Linked DNA regions of Homo sapiens: regions 1, 2, 3 and 5 are each linked to region 4. A link is a contact called in ENCODE Hi-C or POLR2A ChIA-PET data. All regions are on one chromosome and are shown on one strand. Each heading gives the region's core, a stretch centred on a gene start or an enhancer-like site at or near the end of the contact. The rest is flanking DNA. Distances are from core to core; before and after follow the strand shown. Region 1 holds the start of DNAAF9 (dynein axonemal assembly factor 9). Region 2 holds the start of DDRGK1 (DDRGK domain containing 1). Region 3 holds the start of ATRN (attractin). Region 4 holds the start of NOP56 (NOP56 ribonucleoprotein). Region 5 holds the start of LZTS3 (leucine zipper tumor suppressor family member 3).

The links. A loop is a pair of places that touch in the nucleus more often than their neighbours do. ChIA-PET counts read pairs that join two places held with the same protein, here RNA polymerase II (POLR2A). Pooled maps may share reads with other maps.
Region 1: a loop to region 4 is called in a map of CD4-positive, alpha-beta T cell, with 11 times the contacts of the local background. The contact joins the promoter of DNAAF9 here to the promoter of NOP56 in region 4. A Hi-C loop is called at or near these places in 5 of 168 maps with a recorded cell type or tissue (CD4-positive, alpha-beta T cell, CD8-positive, alpha-beta T cell, ascending aorta and 1 more), 1 of 37 single-sample maps with no recorded cell type and 15 of 50 pooled maps. POLR2A ChIA-PET finds 5 or more read pairs at or near these places in 2 of 52 experiments (CD4-positive, alpha-beta T cell and activated CD4-positive, alpha-beta T cell).
Region 2: a map of OCI-LY7 shows a loop between it and region 4 (4-fold over the local background). The contact joins the promoter of DDRGK1 here to the promoter of NOP56 in region 4. A Hi-C loop is called at or near these places in 1 of 168 maps with a recorded cell type or tissue (OCI-LY7), 2 of 37 single-sample maps with no recorded cell type and 13 of 50 pooled maps. POLR2A ChIA-PET finds 5 or more read pairs at or near these places in 3 of 52 experiments (HepG2 and activated CD4-positive, alpha-beta memory T cell).
Region 3: a loop to region 4 is called in a pooled map, with 8 times the contacts of the local background. The contact joins the promoter of ATRN here to the promoter of NOP56 in region 4. A Hi-C loop is called at or near these places in 1 of 37 single-sample maps with no recorded cell type and 7 of 50 pooled maps. POLR2A ChIA-PET finds 5 or more read pairs at or near these places in 2 of 52 experiments (GM10248 and MCF 10A).
Region 5: a loop to region 4 is called in a pooled map, with 9 times the contacts of the local background. The contact joins the promoter of LZTS3 here to the promoter of NOP56 in region 4. A Hi-C loop is called at or near these places in 8 of 50 pooled maps. POLR2A ChIA-PET finds 5 or more read pairs at or near these places in 4 of 52 experiments (Caco-2, HEK293T, T-cell and 1 more).

What each region holds. Positions count from the first base shown.
Region 1 is chr20:3,406,315-3,409,014 of GRCh38, reverse strand. It overlaps DNAAF9 (dynein axonemal assembly factor 9), which reads left to right and starts at 1,346. Exons shown (of 37, transcript NM_001009984.3): 1 at 1,346-1,540. The coding sequence starts at 1,458. RefSeq lists enhancers at 1-446, 823-1,022 and silencers at 1,013-1,262, 1,303-1,542, 1,603-1,682.
Region 2 is chr20:3,203,432-3,206,131 of GRCh38, reverse strand. It overlaps DDRGK1 (DDRGK domain containing 1), which reads left to right and starts at 1,450. Exons shown (of 9, transcript NM_023935.3): 1 at 1,450-1,595. The coding sequence starts at 1,505. It also overlaps a transcript of ITPA not described here. RefSeq lists an enhancer at 1,539-1,758.
Region 3 is chr20:3,469,720-3,472,419 of GRCh38, reverse strand. It overlaps ATRN (attractin), which reads right to left and starts at 1,402. Exons shown (of 29, transcript NM_139321.3): 1 at 903-1,402. The coding sequence starts at 1,312. RefSeq lists a silencer at 1,016-1,575 and an enhancer at 1,676-1,815.
Region 4 is chr20:2,651,244-2,653,943 of GRCh38, reverse strand. NOP56 (NOP56 ribonucleoprotein) reads right to left here and starts at 1,312. Exons shown (of 12, transcript NM_006392.4): 1 at 1,281-1,312; 2 at 1,013-1,102; 3 at 551-665. The coding sequence starts at 1,283. MIR1292 (microRNA 1292) reads right to left here and starts at 1,167; the gene lies at 1,102-1,167. It overlaps LOC105372505 (a long non-coding RNA gene), which reads left to right and starts at 1,480. Exons shown (of 5, transcript XR_007067502.1): 1 at 1,480-1,584. RefSeq lists an enhancer at 599-688 and a silencer at 1,189-1,828.
Region 5 is chr20:3,172,295-3,174,994 of GRCh38, reverse strand. It overlaps LZTS3 (leucine zipper tumor suppressor family member 3), which reads left to right and starts at 1,446. Exons shown (of 5, transcript NM_001365618.1): 1 at 1,446-1,540. LOC107985414 (a long non-coding RNA gene) reads right to left here and starts at 1,305. Exons shown (of 2, transcript XR_001754477.2): 1 at 805-1,305. RefSeq lists a silencer at 1,223-1,562.

The DNA of each region.
Region 1 (2,700 bases), core at 97-2,596, 760 kb before region 4:
TGAGACTCAGTCTGGGAAAGAAAAAAAAATGGTTTTGGAAATATTCGCCTTCAGGGATTGGCTGTCTTTCCGAATCAGAAGTGGAGTGCGGCAGCTGAGTACCCACTGACTTTCGGAAGCCTGGTCGCTGGTGTCAGGCACTTGTTGATTGGCTATTGTCGGAGGCTTAGAGCGGTCACTGATTGGCTGACTTTCAGAAGCGTGGGGTTGTCATTGATTTACTAAGAAGCATAGTTACCGGAGTGAGGCTATCGCTGATTGGCTGATTTTCAGAGCTGCTGCACCGACGAGAAGTTATCTCTAAATAATGGTGGTTATTTGTTCACGACTCCGGACTTGAGCTAAAAAAGTATTTTCCTTTCTTGAATATGAAAGACGAGCACTTTAAATTCCTACTCCCTTCTGGTCTTCCCTCAGCCAAACCTGAAGGAGACACCATAGGGATTGTCCAAATCTTCATTAGTGTAGGAAGGATTTTCAGCCAGTGTTGTAATTTAAGTGATCTAGCACCAATTACTGTGGGAGAAAAATAGCTCTAATTATTGCAATTTAGTGTAAAAAGATGAATACAGGACATTTAAGGCATTCCGACGAGGTCAACGAAGGACGCAGGCCAATAATCATTAAATACGTCCTGTATATACAGGACTCCTGGCAACTATCAGTGCAGTATTTCCCAAGTTTCTTGTACATGTCCCTGCAGAAACCGGTAGAGCTAGGATCTTAACAGTAAAGGTTAGGGGTCTTCTGGGATCCTGTGCGCCTCTAACGCTCATGCCCTGCGCAGGGCTGGGTGCGCACTGCTGCGCTAACCCGAGGCCGGCTAGGAATCTATTGGATGTTTGAAGGGTGGGTGCGGAATTGATGACCAGGAAGCGGGAAGACACCGTTCCGGAGAACAGGGAAGCGAGCCGGGTACTGGGGAGGTGCGCTGGGTACTGGGGAGGTGCGCTGGATCCTGACGCCGGAGCGGAAGACTTCGCTGGAGGCCGGGGCTGGTCGGGCGGGGCGGGGCGGGCAGAGGCGGAGGGGCGGGGCCGGGCTGGGAGAGGCTCCGCCCCCGGGCGCGTCCGTGTGCGTGGCCGGGGGGCGCCGCGCAGAGCCCCGCTCTATGATGCCGGGCTTGAGGACGAGGCCGGGCGGCGCTGTGGCAACCCTCACCCTGCGGACACGCGCTCCCAACATCCGGTCCGGCGGCCTCGCAGCTTAAGAAGTGGGGTCCCTGTGGCCGTGCGCCGACCCCCAACTCCAGCCGCTCCCAACGCCCCCATCCGCTCTCGGTGCGCGCGCCCCCTCCACGCCCCCGCCCCCGCCCCCGCCGGGCCCGCGCGCCGCGCCCCCTCCCACCCGGCACGCCCTGCCGCCCCGCCCGGCCGCAGCTAGCGTGGAGCCGCCCTGCGGGCAACTGAGACCCTCGCAGCTGCACCGTCCTCCTCCGCCGCCAGTCGTCCGCCGCCATGGACGTGTACCCCCCGCGCCGGCAGGGGCTGCCCCGCGCTCGGTCCCCTGGCGGCTCCAGCCGCGGGTCACCCTCCGTCAGGTACGCGGGGCAGAGGCAGCCGAGGGGCGGCCGGGCGGGGGATGCGGGCTGTCGGGGTCCGGCGACGCCTCCCGCCGCAGGGCGTGGTCCGACATGGCTTCCTCGGGACGGTTCTTTGCTGAACGGCTCAGGGAGGAATTTTTCCCAGGAACGGCGCCCTCTGTAGAGGCCCCACAATGGCTCCCCTTTGGACAACCCCGCAACGGTTTCCCCACAATGGCTCCCCCACAGACAACCCTGCAACGGTTTCCCCACAATGGCTTCCCTAGGGACAGCGATTCCCTGTGAAGACACTGTTATGACGTCCTCACCCCCATAGAACGTTTCTCCCAGGAAGGATTCTTCTACACAGAACCCCACAGAGGCTTCCCTATGAATAACTCACTCGCCTTCCCCAGGGAATGTTTCCCTCAGAAACTGCTACTCTACAGACCTCACACCTCCACACACACAATAGCTCCCTCGTGTAGAACCCCCAAATGGATTACCTAGAAAGCCCCCTCCCGTGGGTCTCTAGAGCCTTTGCCCTTGACAACGGCTTCCTTAAAGAGTGTCCCCCGCCCCCTACGTACATAATGACAGCATCTCCCCTGTCGCGCGTTTCCCCAGCTCCCCCTGCCTCAGCCTGCATCGCGACGCCCCCTCACTCCACAATAGGGAGCTCGGGTTGGGAGGAAGTAGAGGTATTAGGGACGCAGGAGGAAAAACTGGATAAATAGGGGAAAGAGGCCTAGAACCTCCGAAAGCGGCGGACGCCAGGCCCCTTACCGTAGAGACACAGTCCCAAGCTACCTCAGTATGGGGAGGGGGTGATCGTGGGGAGCGTTCCCCGCCCCCTTTAGATATAGGAAGATCCGTTTCCGATTTCTGTGCCCTATGCGTTTGGTGCTGATCTTGTTGGTCTGGGCATTGTTTGTGATGGAGCTGGTGTGGGGCGCCGGCGCAGTGTGGAGGTTGGAATGATGGAGGGGTTGCAGCAGAGACCTTTGAGAAGGAGAGGGAGAGGGGGAATGCGAGCGATGAGCTTTGGTACTGCTAAACTGTCATTAAAACAGGAGAGGGTTTTGTTGTTGTTTGCTTTTTCTTATTCTAGCCACATAGCAAAGCAAATATATTGTTCCCTTGAAAGGAGGTTGCCAATCTACATGTTAAAACAGTTT
Region 2 (2,700 bases), core at 201-2,700, 550 kb before region 4:
CAGGTGTGAGCCACCTCGCCCAGCCCATATTTTTTCTTTTTCTTTTTCTTTCTTTCTTTCTTTTTTTTTTTTTTTTGAGACAGAGTCTTGCTCTGTCGCTCAGGCTGGTGTGCAGTGGTGCAATCTTGGCTCACTGCAACGTCCGCCCCCTGGGTTCAAGTGATTCTCCTGCCTCAGCCTCCCGAGTAGCTGGGATTACAGGCATGTGCCACCACGCCCCACTCATTGTTTGTATTTTTAGTAGAGACAGGATTTCATCACGTCAGCTAGGCTGGTTTTGAACACTTGACCTGAAGTGATCCGCCCACCTCGGCCTCCCAAAGTGCTAGGATTACAGGGGAGAGCCACCTCATCTGGCCCGTATTTTTTCAAATCCCTTTCTCACCATTGTTCATTGGTCCTGAATTTATTTTTATTTATTTTTATTTTCTGAGACAGGGTCTCACTCTATCACCCAGGCTGGAGTGCACTGGCATGATCATGGCTCACTGCAGCCTCGACCTCCCTGGGCTCAGGTGATCTTCCCACCTCATCTTCCCAAGTACCTGGAATCACAGGTGCATGCCACCACACCTGGCTAATTTTTGTATTTTGTAGAGACAGGGTTTCATCATGTTGCCCAGGCTGGTCTTGAACTCCTAGGCTCACCTCTACCTAGACTTCCCAAAGTATTGGGTTAACAGACGAGCCTCTGTGCCTGGCTCCTGAAATAAATCTTTACTTCTGTTATCATGTATACAAAAAGCTTAATAAATTCCAGTACTGCCCTCCCCTCCCCTCCCCTTCCCCTCAAAAGAAAGAAAGAAAGAAAGAAATTCAGTGTCACAGATACAGCAAAACCCCAACCCGCTTCCCTCCTCCTAGAGGTAATCGCTATCCTGAAGTTGGTGTGCATCAGTCCCAAGCCTCTTTTCGTACTTTTTCCACGGTTGTTTCCATAAACACTATGTGGGATTGTTTAGTGATTTTTAAAACATATATAGTCCGGGCGCGGTGGCTCACGCCTGTAATCCCAGCACTTTGGGAGGCCAAGGTGGGTGGATCACAAGGTCAGGAGTTCGAGACCAGCCTGGCCAACACGGTGAAACCCCCATCTCTACTAAAAATACAAAAATTAGCCGGGCGTGGTGGCGGGCGCCTGTAATCCCAGCTACTCGGGAGTCTGAGGCAGGAGAATCGCTTGAACCTGGGAGGTGGAGGTTGCAGTGAGCCGAGATCGCACCACCGCACTCCAGCCTGTGCGACAGAGACTCCGTCTCAAAAAAAAAAAACATACATAGATGTTTTCTACTGGACATACCGTCTGCTATAATTTCCTCTTAACATTGTGGGTTTCTTTACACCCCCCAAACTCATTTTAATGTCTGACATTAAAGCCTCTCTGTGATGTGCCGCTGGGCGGGGCTCCGAGTAGTGGGCGGAGTCTAGATTGGGAAATAGGGGCGGGGCCTATGAGATCCCGGCCTCAGGGTGGACGCAGTGGTTCTGCACTGAGGCCCTCGTCATGGTGGCGCCTGTGTGGTACTTGGTAGCGGCGGCTCTGCTAGTCGGCTTTATCCTCTTCCTGACTCGCAGCCGGGGCCGGGCGGCATCAGGTAGGAGATGCCGCTGCACCAGGGTTGGTGGTACCGGGTTTTCTGGCCTTCTGAGCCTTTGTGGACCGTCGCGCCGCGGCTCCTGCGCGTGCGCACCTGGGCGGGCGGGACGCATGCGCGTCCGTGCGCTAGTCGTGTGCCGGGTGGGGCTTCCGCAGTGCCCTACCTGGAATCGGTGGCCGCGCCGCTACCCCTTTCTCTCGACTCCAAGCCAGAGTCTGGCCTCATCCCTCTCTTCACCCCCGGGAACTCCATACCTCCAAAGGCCTGAGGCCCTGGCCGGCGCACACTCCCATCCGTCACCGTCGGGGCCCTTTCCCTCTGCACCTGTTAGGGAGGCCGCAGGGGTTTTCCATTCCTCCCAGCCTGGCTCCAGAGCAGGTGCCAGGAAGGGGGCATCTGAATATTTTCTGCCTGTCCCCCACGAGCTGGAGAAGCGCGAGGCGGCTCCAGGAAATTCCTGAAGCTCTCTCCCTTCCCGCCAAGGAGAGGGCCCACTCTCCCTCCCCAATCCGCTCCCCGATCAGAAGGCCATGTCATTGGCCAGGGCACAGAACAGATACACCCATCCTCCCTCTTTCCCCCCATTTCTGGTCAGCGGGCGGGTTTGTATATGTGTTTTCCTGCTCCCTGGGCCCACAAGCTACCTCTGAGCACCTGCGCGCTCCCAGGAGCGGAAGGGACACGCTGAGGGAAGGCGGAGATCCAGCAGGTCTTCCCGGGGGAGGCTCGGCCACCGCCGGGAAGTGTACTCTCTGGCTGGGGAGCCAGATAAAACCACAGGTGGTGTTAGGCGAGAAATCAGTGGATTCCTGCAGGGGGTACTCGATGAGAGCTGGGGACATCAGGATAGGGGCCTCCTGACAGGCCAGCTGGAAAGGTGGAGCCGGGAGGGGAGAGGAGTATTCACACAGGCCCGAGGGAAGGGCTGAGCCCCCGCCTGGGACCAAGCTGTGGGCCTGGTGGAAAAGGCCTTGCCAGTCAGACTGAGAAGTCGGGGCCTTGTGCTGTGGGCAGCAGGCCGCTAAGCAGAGGAGGTGAGGCTTCCGGGCTGCCGCTCCTCCTGCCATGGGCCGGGCTGGGCTTATAGGCAGCATTGTCATTT
Region 3 (2,700 bases), core at 153-2,652, 820 kb before region 4:
GTAAGCTAAATACCTGTCAAAGGCGTGAATGACTCTGTAACCCTTATGACTAGGGTTATGTGCGCACATTATCTTTCTCTTGCTATATTCCAAACTCCCTGTGGACAAGGCCAAAGTCTGGCTAATCTGTCTGTATTATCTGGAAAATCATTGCACAACTGAAGCAAATAACGATAACTGCTAATTAATTTATTGATTTCTCCAAGAGGAACTGCCCCAAACTAAGCCAATTCAGAACTTCATATTGTCCAGAAACCAAGGCAAATAGGAATCTCCTTCCATTCCCTCTTCACCACAGACCCTATTCCAATTTGCCACCTCCAGGGAGCTTTTGCCAAAAGGCTAGTTTCCTCACTTTCCTTTAGAAGGACCACTGGTCCTTCTATCCCTAATATCTTACAATGCTACCCTTTCCCTTTTATCTCCAGCCAACAAAGCATTTCCAGGGCCCTGTTTCTTCAGAGCACCCCACATCTCCAGTGCATCGGGGAACTCATCGGGTCCTAGGGCACATGTGGATGTTAAAAGGAAGTGTTCAAGCAAACCTGGCTCGACCACCTTTCCTTGGATACCTCGTTTAGCTGAAACACGCCGAGTTTTAGAGCGATCGGCTTTGATGCTCTTTGGGTCCCTCAGCATTCTTCCCATCTAACTAACCTAAGCACCCAAATACCGTCGGGGTGCCCCCACCCTTGCCCCACACCTTTTCACCTTCCAACAGAGAAAGACCCCAGGCCAGAGACGATGATCTCCCCGGAAGCAAATGGCCCTCAAACCCCATAGGGCGGCCCTACCCTCTCCACTTTCTGTCCAGCATCTCCCTCTGACCTGGAGCCGTCTCGAACGCCCCTCAGCCCCAGCCTCTGGTTGGACCCGACCCTCCGACACCACCCGCCACTCACCTGAAGCGGCCCCCGCAGTGCTGGCATTGCTCGCCCACCCAGCCGGCGGGGCAGACGCACTGGCCGGTGCCAGGGTTGCAGCGACCGCCGTTGACACAGGGCCGGTCACATTCCTTGGCCTCGGCTGCGGCTGAGCCCGACACCGCCGCCGCCGCCGCCGCGGCCTCGGCCTCACAGGGCAGCAGCAGCAGCAGCAGCGGCGGCGAGAGCAACAACAGCAGCAGCAGCAGCCGTGGCCGCAGCGGTGGAGACAGCAGCCGCGGGAGGCGCAGCCCGGCCCCCAGCCCCGGCCTCCCAGCCCTGGTCACGTCCCAGTCCCAGTGCGGCCCGCCGCTCCTGCCCGCGAGCGCTGCCGTCGCCGCCGTCCTCCTCCTCAGCCTTGCCTCAGTTGCCGCCGCTGCAGCCACCATCTTCCCGGGGCTGAGACGGCGCCCCGCGAACACATACACACACACCGCACGGCCGGCTCCGCTTCGCCTGGCCGTGCGGGGCGGGGCTGTGCGGACGGTGGCTCGTGCGGTCCAAAGGGGCCACAGCGGGGCGGTGGGCGGGGCCGGCGCGCGCGTGCGCGAGTACGTGGGTGCGTGCGTGCGGGGGCGCAGACAGTGGTCTCCGGCGTCCGCGGCGCCGGAGGCGATCTTCTGACGTGGACCGTAGAACGAGCTGAAACCCGGCTGCGCTGTCCCGGCCGGCGAAAGCTCTAGTTTTCCCCCTTCGCCTTTCGTCCCCGGCGGCGGGGTTGCAGCCCCACTGGATGCCTAGGAGCCGACTGCGTTGAGTGTTGCCCTCCTAGAGACCCGGCACTCTGCCCTAACTCCAGCTGCCGGACGGAAAGGGTACAGGAGGCTGCATCGCAGCGAGGTGCTGGGTGCGGTACTGTAGAAGCCAGGCTTCATTCGAGCCTCTGTAACACAAGAGTCAAGAAAGAACACATGTAGAACCTGGCATAGGCCGGGCGCGGAGGCTTACGCCTGTAATCCCAGCACTTTGGGAAACTGAGGCAGGCGGATCACTTGATCTCTGGGATCCGAGACCAGCCTGGCCAACAGGGTGAGACACTGTCTCTACTAAAAATACAAAAATTAGCCGAGCATGGTGGTGCGCGCCTGTATCCCCAGCTACTCCAGAGGCTGAGGCAGGAGGATCGCTTGAGTCTGGAGAGGTCAAGGCTGCAGTGAGCCGCAGTCGCAGCACTGCACTCCAGCCTGGGCAACACAAGACCCTGTGTCAAAAAATGAAGAACCTGGCATGTAGGCTGTGCTCAGTAAATGCCTAATAAACTGAATGAAGACACACAGCCAGGCCTCTTGATAACAGATGGACTGTAGCTGACCAGACCCCCTACCTTTAATTCTGTAAAAGTTTGGAGTTACCTTGCTCCCCACAATTTGCCCTCCAACCATCTTCTCTGAAGAGTGGGCAATATAGAATTAGGAAATGGCGCTCACACAGACCTGCCCCTTCTTGTCTGGTAGTTGTTACTCTGGTGTCCCTCAATGAGACATGTCTTCCATCAATGTAGCCTTTTATGGTCCTTGACCCTGGAATCTGGGCTGGGTCATGATTGAGACCATGAGAAACCATGACTCAATTTCACCAATAGAAGAAGTTGGTAGGAGTAGCAATGTCTTGTTTCTAGCTCTGAGCTTAAAAAAGACCTGGCAGCCTTGGCCGGGCACGGTGGCTCACGTCTGTAATCCCAGCACCTTGGGAGGCCGAGGCGGGCAGATCACGAGGTCAGAAGTTCGAGACCACCCTGATCGACGTGGTGAAACCCTGTCTCTACAAAAAATACAAA
Region 4 (2,700 bases), core at 63-2,562:
CCGTCGCTCGCGCCTGCAACCTCAGCACCTTGGGAGGTCGAGGCGGGCGGATCACGAGGTCAGGAGATGGAGACTAGCCTGGCCAACATGGTGAAACCCCGTCTCTACCAAAAATACAAAATTAGCCGGGTGTGGTGGCTGGCACAGGCCTGTAATCCCAGTTACTCGGGAGGCTGAGGCAGGAGAATCGCCTGAACCAGGGAGGCAGAGGTTGCAGTGAGCCCAGATCTTGCCACTGCACTCCAGCCTGGGGGACAGACTCCATCTCAAAAAAAATAAAAATAAAAAATAGTTTGTCACTACAGTGCCCACAAGGAAACGTTAACACACATTCCACATCGTCTGCTTAAACAGTTTGGTCTAGCACAGTTCCCAGACCTTGAGCTCTGTGAAGACAATTATTTCAAATTACACATTGTATGGCTCAAATACTGCCTCACGCCTATCAGACTCAGAGCCAGCCAAGGACGGCAAATACTATCACAAGCTGCCCGAGAGGATACCGAAAGGAACCACATCTCTCTGTGACACTTGGCGGTGGCCGACTTACCTTCAGACACGGCGTTGGCATTTTCCAAGGCAACCTGGGATGAGGCAAAGGGACAAAAGGCCACCAGACGAACGATGCTGTGGAATTTGCCCAGGTTGAGCACAGACTCCTCCACCTGGGGGGAGAAAGAGGCTAAGTGGTTTCCTTCCCTCCCTCCTGCCTCTGCGGCGCAGTCAAGCAGCGGTTCTCAGCCTTGGAAGCTCTTAAAATATGCTGATACCTGGGCCCCACATCCCAGCTTCTGCTTTAATCGTTCGGGGGCGGCGTCCGGGAGGCTTATTTCTAATTGCTAGAGCGATTCTACCCATGGGTCAAGGTAAAGACCCCCGGATCTAGAGCTTTCCAGGCCCGTCCCCCCGCCCCGAACCGCTCGGCCGGCCACGTGGGAGCGCGCTGTGCATGCTGGGACCCGCGCGATGAGGGTCTGCGGGGCCGCCAAAGGAGCCCACGGATCTCACCCACCTGCGGCTGCAGCAGACTGATCTCCTCCACTTCCTTCAGCGCCAGCAGCGCGTAGCCGACCGCGTGCTCAAACAGCACGTGCAACAGCACCTGGAACGGGAGCCGGGGCGCGAGCGTCAACGCAACCTCAGCGTCTGCCGGAACCCGTTCCCAGGGCAGGCGCAGGCGCAGGCGCAGGCCCAGGCCCAGGCCCAGGCCCTGTCTGCGGCCCGAACGCAGGCCGAAACCCCCACCGTCGCGTCGCCCGCGCCCCGCAACCACTCCTCACCATGGCGCCAGCTCCCGGGTTCGGCTCGCAATGCGGCTAGCGCGCTCCGGCGCGCGGAACCAGGCTCCAGAGGCCACGCCCCCGCCCCCCCGACCAATCGGAGGCCGGGGACGACACCATCTCCGGCCTTTGGAGGGGCCGCCCAGGGTGGTATCGCCCGGAGCGCGGGCTGGGTGGTGCCGAGCGCGGGCGAGCGGGCCTTTTCCGGCCTCTGCAGCTGCGCGGGCGGGCGTGGTTGCCGGGGACGCGCGGCCCCCGGTCGGGCACTGCAGGCGGCGAAACGACTTGGGAAGGCCCTTTCGGGGTAATAGTCCGGTTCCTGATGTTCTTGTCATATGAGTTACGGGCAGCAGAGCTGGGTGAAGTCGGGGCGGGAGGTCCGCGTGGGGCGCGGCGTCCATCCCAGACAGAGACCGCTGCCTAGCCGGCTTCCCGCTTCGTCCGTGGCCTCGGGCCCCAGACCCTGCGCCCCACGTCCCCGGGACCCAGGCGTTCCCGTCCCCTACTCGGGGACGAGCCTCCCCGGCGCCGGGTGGGCGGTGCATCCTTTCCTCCCACCCGTAACGGGAGCGGTGCCTGGCGCGCTCTGGCGCAGACCCTGCTGGGAATGTAGCTCGCGCAGTTTTCTTCGTACTATTAATTTATTTCTTTTTTTTGTTTTTGGTTTTTTTTTTTTAAATGACTGTAGCAGGCAGTAACGTGCGAAAGAAAGACGCTCCAGCGTCTTCCTAGGCCAGTTTCTTGTTGCTGTGCTGCACGGGACCCAGCTCCTTTTGCTGGGCCACGTGTTGCTCCTCCGCTTGGGCGGCCCTGAATTCTGGGCGCTGGTGATCGCTGAGTGAATCGCAGCTGCTTCCCTGTCCTTGAGGGCGTCTTTTGGGCACTCAGGCGACTCTTTAGAAATGAGTTTTGCTTTAATAATTAATATTAACGTTATAAATCCAAAACCTAGTTATACTTAAGTAGCGTATCCCCTGGTATGTTTTAAAGAGTCATTCGAAGGGGATTTTTAAAAATAATGTATAGCTATAAACTGCATTTATACATTTAATTGTTATTTTGTTAAGCGATTGAGTTACTTGACAAAATCCAAGTACATAGTTCACTCACAAATCTAATATGTCAAACCTAAATGTGGTTGGTAAATCTTACTCTCATAATTTCAATATGGTTTACAGATGTGGTTGAATTCTGTTACACATGTCTACTTACGAGTCAGAATCGTTATTCCATTTAATATTTTAAAATGGAATTGCCAAGTTAATCCATACATTAGCATGTTAAATTATTTTAACCGTCGTGAATACATCAAAATAGACGATTCCAAAATGTAATGGAAAATACTAATGCTAATACTTCAATTTACTTCATTATTTCTGCCCTTAATCCTGAATCTTCCTGGAGTTACAGGTGCTTATCC
Region 5 (2,700 bases), core at 197-2,696, 520 kb before region 4:
AAAAACCGGCAGTAACATTGAAACCAATTAAACAGAGTTGGCAAAAGCCAAAAACAAGGATTGAAAAAGAATGTTGTGGCTTAAAAAAAAAGTGTAAACAAAAGTTAGGTCTGTCGTCCTGATTAAGTGGACAAATATAAGTAGTGAGGGCGGCAGGTAGGAGGCAGAAAAGCACACAAAATTTCTCATGGGGGAATATAAAAACGAATTATTTGTCACTGACTTTACTAATGTGTGAAATGTAAACTATTTTCATTTGATAAATCTAAAGGCAGCCGCGAGAAGAATTAAAAATACTTTCTGCCTTGAAAATCACGATAGAAGATAAAAGCAAATGTGGGAAAATTCAGAAAACAGGAATAAATAAAAACTATAGAATACGAAGTCGTAAGACCAAACACAACACCTATAAACAGCAGAGACGTAATGCGTTAAATCCCAGCCAGAGCAGAGGCGCTGCAGTTCTTAGGGCAGACCCTGGTGCCTCCAGGCTTTTGCTAGTGCTAAACTCTCGGCTAGGCTTGCCTCCCTACCCTATTCAAGGCTGAGGCCTCAATTCAAGGCCGACTCCCTCCTCCCGGCAGTCCTCCCGGGCCGCCCTAGGCTGAGTGAGCACTCCCCACAGTGAACGCTGCCCGCGCGGGCGAGGCCGGCGCTCCGGGTCCGGTACGAAGTCCCACCTCACTCCCTCTCACCCCGGGTTACAGCGTGTGGTCTGGGGCCACGCGTTACGCCAGGCGCGGGGCACAGGGTGAAAGCGTTCAATCCTGCTGGAGTGTAATGTGTATTTTTTCCCCGTCGCACCTTCCAGACGGTGATCCAGTGTGAGCAGCAAGTTTCAAATCGTCTCCGTTTGGTCACGAACGGAGTTTACTGCCCCTCGACGCCTCCCGCACGACAGCCCGTGGTCCTCGCGCCCGGGCGGGTCGTTGCTCGGCCGGGCGGATCCACCCGCGACGGCTCGTCCCGACCCCTCCCTAGCGGACTTGCAAGGTCTCAGGGCGTCCGCTGGGAGGCCGCGTCCCGAAGAGCTGGCGCGGGAGAGGAATGGGGCTCGGGGCTCCGAGTCGGGAGCCCCTTCCCCCAAGCAAGAGGGGCTCCTCCTCCTCTTCCTAGACGTGGGATTCAGGGAGGGCGCGGTTCCATTGGATTTGTTGCAGAGGAACGACTGGGCCTGAGCCCAAGCCCAAGGGCCTGGGGGGTAACGAGCGATGAGCAGAGGGGCTCGCGGCGGACTTGCTGCGCCCTAGAGAGGGTGAGGCTGAGGGGTCCCACGCGCGGGCGGGGCGCAGCGACGAAGGGGTTAAGGCGCCTCACCCCGCCCCAGCCCGGGCATTGGCTGCCCTGGGGGGCGTGGCCGGAGGGCGGGCTCGCGTTTGCCGCAGCCGCTGGTGGGCGGGGCTCGGGCGGGGAGCAGGAGGGGCGCGGAGCGGAGCCGGGCCCGCGCAGCGCGCCCCGCCGGGCGTGCTTCGGGCTGCGCCAGCAAGCGGGGCCGGTGGCGCCCGTGTCGGAGACCCCGCGCCGGACCCTGAGGCAGCGAGTAAGTGAGGCAGGCCCATCGTGGCATCCCTCCCGGCTCCGACCTGCCGCCGTGCCTGCTGCACTGCGCGGCATGTCTGACCTGACCCGGACTGGGTAGGGGGCGCGTCCCGCTGCTAGGGTCCCAAGGGGGAGGGGAGCGGAGAGGAGGCGGATGATGTCATGGATGCTTCGCCCGGCCTGGGGGGAGGTGGCGGCCAGAGGGGGTGCGGCTCGGATTATGTCACCTCTTCCCTCTGCGCCCCGCCCCCCGGGGCCACACGCGTTGGTGGGGAGCCTGGGGAGGTGCGGGCGGGGTTTCCCCCATCGCAGGGACTCCCAGGTCCTGTGGCCTGTGGCTGGGGTCTCTATCAGTTGGCTCTGCGGGCCGTGGGCTGCTGGTGAATGGCGACCCCCCCTCCCACCCCCAGCAGAAGCTCGTGTGTGCGCGCGTGTGTGTGCTCGGGGTGGAGGGGGCGCTCTCGGCCCCCTCAGTCCTGAAACACTGGCTTCATCAGAGCCAGTAGCTAGGTGATGGGCCCATTCCGCTGCCAGTGCTTAGGCCACCGAGGGAAGACGGATCTCCCCTCACTCATCCCAACCAAGAAGTTCTGGATATCTCTGCACCCCAAAAGCCCTGCAGTGCCCCCAGATCCCTTTCCTCCCTCAGTCCTGCTTCCTGGAAACCCCTCCTGCTCTCCCTGCCCGGATTCACTGCCTCTTTGCATTGCCCATAACTAGCATTCCCACAGGCATTTGCCCTGCATTTCCTTGGTGCAGGGCCCAGAGACCCCCAGGACTCTGCCCTCTGTGCTCCTGGGAAACCTATAGGCCAGCCCTGGGGAGGCCTCAGAGTGAAATCTCCCTGGGGTGTCCTCAGCCAAGTGCTCCAAGATGCCCCCTCTGGGGGGTGGAGATCAGGGATGCTGTCCTGAGGCCAGCCTTTGAACTGGTCTAGAAGCATGTAGGATGGGCACAGAGAGCTGGCAAGAGCTTGTGTGTGAAGTAGAGAGGGGCTCAGGTCAGGGTAGATAGAGGAGGGGCATCAGGAGAGTCCTTGGGGACCCTGCTGCAAGCTCTGCTCTGGTTCTGGGGACCAAGAGGAATACCAGGCATTTCACCCATCATACATTTACTTCTTAAAATGCCTGCAATGTAGGTGTGAGAACCCGAGGTGAAATA